Regions from separate parts of the Homo sapiens genome. Here region 2 is linked to region 1. A link is a contact called in ENCODE Hi-C or POLR2A ChIA-PET data. All regions are on one chromosome and are shown on one strand. Each heading gives the region's core, a stretch centred on a gene start or an enhancer-like site at or near the end of the contact. The rest is flanking DNA. Distances are from core to core; before and after follow the strand shown.

Region 1 (2,861 bases), core at 229-2,728:
AGGAAAATCAGTTGTCCTTTAGATGATGGGATTGGAAAACAGTCTGTAGAATTTTCATAAAATTCCTATTCTCATTTCAACACACATCCATAAAATAGGAGGATAAAAAGAGAAAATTGTTGTTTGTGGTTAAATATGCACACAGATAATTTGAGAAATCATTGTCAAACTGTATATGCCATTTATGGCTGGGGCTTCGGGAGAAACTGAGGTTACCCAGAAATAACGTTAAAAATGCAGTACAATGCTTAATAATATTGTATTGTACTTGAGTTTTGCTGAAGAGTAGATTTTAGGTGCTCTTGCCACACACAAAAAAAAGTGGGTGAGATGATGGATATGTTAATTTGCTTGACTATAGTAACCTTTTCACTATCTATGTATCCCAGACATATTTTACATCTTAAATATATACAATAAATACTTTTTAAGAAATTGATTCATAGGAGGTATTTATGTATTCCCGATATCAATCTCTTGTTAATACATGCATTGCGAATGTCTCATTTTTAGAATCCAGACCATTACTCTTTTCACTGTCTATAGGGTGATATTAGGAAAGGAATTTTAAATGCTTGTGTAATTGAAATATTTAATATTTTCTTCTATGTCTTAGTTTTTGCACTTGTAAAATGTAATTGTGCCTACCTCACAACATTGCGATGACTGAATGAAATAATGCATGCCAAGCACTTATCCCGTACTAACTGAGTTTTTGGCTCACAAGTGTTCAGTAACAATTTGCTATTACTATTATGGTACCCTTTATTATGCAAAGACCTGTTCAGTGAAAGAAAAATAATTTTATGTCTGGGAGAAAAATAAGTAAAATAAAATAAAATAAAATATGCAGCATCTGTTGGGGATTCACATACATTTTATTTTTTAATTTTTAAATTTCCTTTTAAAGATGAATTTTATTGCATATATTTAAGGTATACAACATAATGTTTAGGGACACACATCGATAGTAAAAATGTTAGTGAAGCAAATCAACATATCCATCATCTCACGTAGTTACCCTTTTTTTGTTTCTGTGCCAAGAGCAGCTAATGTCTACTCACTTAGCATGGGGATTCACATACATTTTAAATAACAAAACACAGACAGATATTCTCTCATATTCACAGGTGAAATAAGGTAACTGAATGGTAACTTAGCTGACCCATGACTGCAGGTCAGGAGAAATATGCGGAGGCCTTAGAAAAGTAATCATCTAAAGATGATGTGCTCTAATCCCTCATCCCCCAAGATGAGGAAACTCAGATCCGCAGTGGTTGCAACATTCAGTTAACAGGGGAAAAGCTAGTTAGTAGGAAAGCCAGAACCCAAACCCAGGCATGCATAACAAGGCCTAGTTCAATGAAGAGAGCATTATCCAAAATCAAACGGAATGACCACGGAATTCTCCTAAGGGTCTACTTCCTGCACCCATGTGCACCTGGGCTTCTCTGCCAGGCTTTGTGGTCATGCGCCCTCAGACACAGGTGTCACCTGATATCTTCTGCTTCAATATATTCAACACTTTGAGCAGGTGGACATGACTCTCAGCTTGAGACTAAGTTGTGTCAATGATCTGGTGGAGCTCCAGGAAAAAGCAAGCTTCTGCCCAGGCACCTGTAATCCCAGCACTTTGGGAGGCCAAGGCGGGTGGATCTCTTGAGCTCAGGTGTTCAAGACCAGCCTGGGCAAAATGGGGAAACCCTATCTCAACCATAACTACAAAAAATTAGCCAGGCAGGTGGCATGTGCCCGTAGTCCCAGCTACTCAGAAGGCTGAGGCAAGACAATTGCTTGAGTCCAGGAGGCAGAGGTTGTAGTGAGCCAAGATAGAGCCACTGTACTCCAGCCTGGGTGACAGAGTAAAACTATGCCTCAAAAAAAGAAGGAAAGAAGAAAGGAAGGAAGGAAGGAAGGAAAGAAGAAAGGAAGGAAGGAAGGAAGGAAAGAAGGGAGAGAGAGAGAGAAAGAAAGAAGGGAGAGAGAGAGACAAAGAAAGAAAGGGAGAAAGAGAGAAAGAGAGAGAAAGAGAAAGAGAGAGAGAGAGAGAGAGAGCAAGCAAAAGCAAAAAAGCAACCTTCCTCTGTAACACTCCACTCTCTGCTTCATGCTTCCATAGTTTTGAGGTTATGTTCCTAATCTGGAGATCTTGAACCCAAATAAGTCTATAAAGGACTTCAGGGGTCCACAAACCCCTGGATCATATGCACAATGTCATGGGTTTATCTGTTTTTTTTTTCCTTGAGATAATTACCATAATGTTTATCAGATTTTTAAAAAAGAGACCTGTAATCTCCAAAAAAAATAAGAAATCAACCAAACCAGGTGGGCCCTTTTGGTATAGTTAGATTGCCCAACTTCCAGCCTCTTCTCTACTCTGAAGAGTAATTTAAACATCAGTATGGCTGAAGTACAGTGTCTTGTAAACAGTGGGTGCTCACCAAATAATCATGACCCTAATTTTACTTTAAAAGGCTTTCTCTGAGAACTGCTCTTCCAGTCCTTTATTTGTTGTATTATTACTCTTTCTAATCAGCTTTCTAGAATGAGCTAGTTTGGGATCACCTGGTCTCATATCTCTTTTTCTTATGCTATAATTAAACCAAATGATTTTAATGTGGCCCTGAATTTCCCCCTTTTGACTGCAACAAAATTTTGTACAGAAATCCCACAGTATCCTCCACTCTTTAATGTCTAGGTAAATTTGTGTCTCTTTTTATGAAACAATTGTTATATCTGTTTGCAATGAATCGAGAAAATGTAGAACATAAGCCTCAGATTTACTGATGAGAAGATCAAGACCTATATGTTAGATAAATGGACATGCCAATGGTCATACTGTTAGAAGGTGGCAAATCTTG
Region 2 (2,861 bases), core at 168-2,667, 260 kb before region 1:
TGTGTGTGTGTGTGTGTGTATAAAATGACATTCTAAAATCCATTTATCCATTGATGGGCATTAAGTTGTTTTCATGTCTTGGCTATTGTGAAAAATTCTGCAGTGAACATGGGAGTGTGGACATAAGATTATATAATCTTTGTGGTAAATTTGCTAAAAACATTAATCAAGGTAAGAAGAGGGGCAGATTATGCTTCCCTCTGCCCATGTGGATGCAGAGCTTGCATGGCCCCTTAACACATGTGTGTATGTAAAGAAGCTTTTCCTAGTTGGTTTATGAAATTGAAGGACTACCAGAAATCCTATTGATTTCTTGTGTAGTTGGTGGTTAGAGGAATAATTGTTTTTTAAATAATTGGACCAAAGGGAGGGAGGTGGTTTTGAGACAAATTTGGGTGTAGTTAGAAAAAAGGAGCCTTTTTGTTGTCCTAAAATATAGTGCTCTGGTTACCTGTGGCTTTACAGGGTTTGTATCTTCCTTTACCTGCAAAGACAGAAAAGCAAAAGGAGGCAAACAGCCTAGATGAGTCCATTGTAATTTGTTTTTTCTACCCCAAGACCAATTAAACCATGTTTTCAAATTGCAGGTATATGCCTACGTATATGTATAAAAGGCAGACCTCTGTGCAATTTTTAAGTCATCACTGACCTTTCTTGTATGCCCAGGAAGAAAAAAGAGAAATGGTGCTTAAGAGGGCATAGGAAAATAAAAGTAAACAAAAATCTAGAAAAAAAAATGAAAGTGAATTGTTACTGGTAGGTGGCTAAGTACTTTGCAGGTTGACAATGATCATTTCTTAGTTAAGGCTTTTCTCTTAAGAAAAATATGATTGGGGGGGAAACAATACTGGAAAACAAAACAAAACAAAATTAAGAATTATTTCTCAAAGCCAAAAGGACATATCTCTGTTCTTGCTTTTTTATTGGAATATATTATTAAAATTCAATTGTCCTTTATTTTAAACTAATGGCTAATTTATTCATTGCAATGTTTCTGTAGTTAAATACCAGCTATCTATTAATTCCATTTTGATCTTGACTTGTTTTCTTGGCAACTTGAAAAGACTAACTTTAAGTGGAGGGAAGAACATTTTAAATCATCCTTGTAATTCCCCTTTTTATTCCTGGTATTTCTCCAACTTATGGGTTTGGGGAAATCAGCCAGATTTTCAAGGTGGTACTGGCCTTGAAGCCAAAATTCCAGTGCAAATGCATGTCTGTTGCTACAGCTGCTTTTGAAAATTGATGTGGTTTCAGAAAAACACATAATTTCTTCCATCCCATGAAAAATGAGTTGCTATATTGTAAAGGCAGGGCAGTCTGAAATAGATAATTTCAGCATGAATAAACAAATATGTAAAGCTTATCCATACATATGAGAGATACATGTGAGAGAGAGATCCTTAGCGAGATCACCCAGCTTGTTGGTGCTAGAGCCAAGTCTAGCATTCCAGTCTATGACTCAATGCAAGGCTTTTGCAACTTTGCTATCAAAGGTTTTCATTTTGTATCATTCAGTTATTTTCCACATCTTCTCAGATATTTTATATTAGAAAATGAAATGACCATTAGAATTTTATCATACAAACTTTGTAAAACCTGATGGATTTTGTTTTTATAAGAAATTCACAGTAACCAATAAATAACCAATGCATGGCAAAGCCCTCTGGGAGTACCAGGTGTGTTATCAACCAAAATAGCCAAAATTCTCAGCAACTTTTATATAAAAGAGCGTTCTCCTGTAATGCAGTATTCTATTTCTTATAGCCTCGGATCAAGTGTTAAAAAAAAAAACTGATGAATCATCTTTTGCTAAAGAATATGTTTCTCATTGTTATATAAATAGCCTACATTACACTGTGTCCTGTCCTTATGATCTAATAATGAAGACGCACACAATTGACTGTAGGATTAGAACCTTATTTTAATTTCATCCTTATCTCCTTTTATTCATCTGCCCAATGATGGATTCAATTGTTCTTTTTTCAATTTTTACAGAATGCAGGTAGGACAAAATGAAATTATGGCACTGAAGGTACTTTGAAAAATTACAAGTCTGATACAAATGTCGGCTTAATAGTAAGGTTCTGTTATTATTGATCTTCATCCATTTTTTCCCCTTATGTTCCTTAACATTTGTCTTTGGAGAAGCAGCATGGTGAATTCTCTGGCTGTCCGCTACTGAAGGCCAGATGAATACACTCAGTCCAGCAGTTGGCTGTTTGTGTTCCTCCATGGACTGCCTAGCAGGGAGGAATGTGACAGCATATCCGGAGGTTGTAGTTTCAATGCCTTAGGAATTTTTGGTTTCAAATATGTCACATGAAGAGACATTGAGTTGATTTTTTTTTTTTTAAGTATCAGTATGTAAAGTGGGCAGTCAAAAAGGAGAGGAGGGTTTAGGACAATAACTTAGACTTACGCCTTATCAGAGAAGGACACATGGTGTGTTTATATAATGTTTTAATAATCAAATCTTATCGTTATAAAAATTAAAGCTTTAAAACCTTCTAATATTTTTGCCAGATTTCTCAATTAACATGTATGTACATGTATGTATATATGTGTGTATTTATATATTTCCCTACAATCTTAAAATATATTTTTATTCATTCATTCAGTTGTTCATTCAACAAGTATCTGTTGAGCACCAATTTTGAGTTCTAGAAGAGCTGATCTGGTATCCCTGCATATCGTACAGGATCCATGTACCTTCCAAAAAGGCAAAGCAGTAGCTGTTTCTGTTCATTATACCTCTAGAGCCTCACACAATATTTGACACATACTAGGACTTAATAAATAAATGAAAAATTTGAATTAGACTATGTTGTCTAGTTTGCCACACGTGCTTTAAAATTATA

The links. A loop is a pair of places that touch in the nucleus more often than their neighbours do. ChIA-PET counts read pairs that join two places held with the same protein, here RNA polymerase II (POLR2A). Pooled maps may share reads with other maps.
Region 2: a map of ascending aorta shows a loop between it and region 1 (2.9-fold over the local background). The contact joins two enhancer-like sites. A Hi-C loop is called at or near these places in 1 of 168 maps with a recorded cell type or tissue (ascending aorta) and 3 of 50 pooled maps. POLR2A ChIA-PET finds 5 or more read pairs at or near these places in 2 of 52 experiments (OCI-LY7 and activated naive CD4-positive, alpha-beta T cell).

Annotation. Positions count from the first base shown.
Region 1 is chr12:14,953,013-14,955,873 of GRCh38, reverse strand. The region is part of intron 1 of ARHGDIB (Rho GDP dissociation inhibitor beta); the gene reads left to right. Among named protein-coding and RNA genes, the nearest start is that of ARHGDIB, 7.2 kb to the left of the region's middle. Within about 2 kb of position 1,478, at least 7 of the 41 ENCODE cell types and tissues checked have a DNase peak (open chromatin) inside an H3K27ac peak, as active enhancers do.
Region 2 is chr12:15,208,443-15,211,303 of GRCh38, reverse strand. All of the region lies in intron 2 of RERG (RAS like estrogen regulated growth inhibitor), which reads left to right. Among named protein-coding and RNA genes, the nearest start is that of RERG, 12 kb to the left of the region's middle. Within about 2 kb of position 1,417, at least 3 of the 41 ENCODE cell types and tissues checked have a DNase peak (open chromatin) inside an H3K27ac peak, as active enhancers do.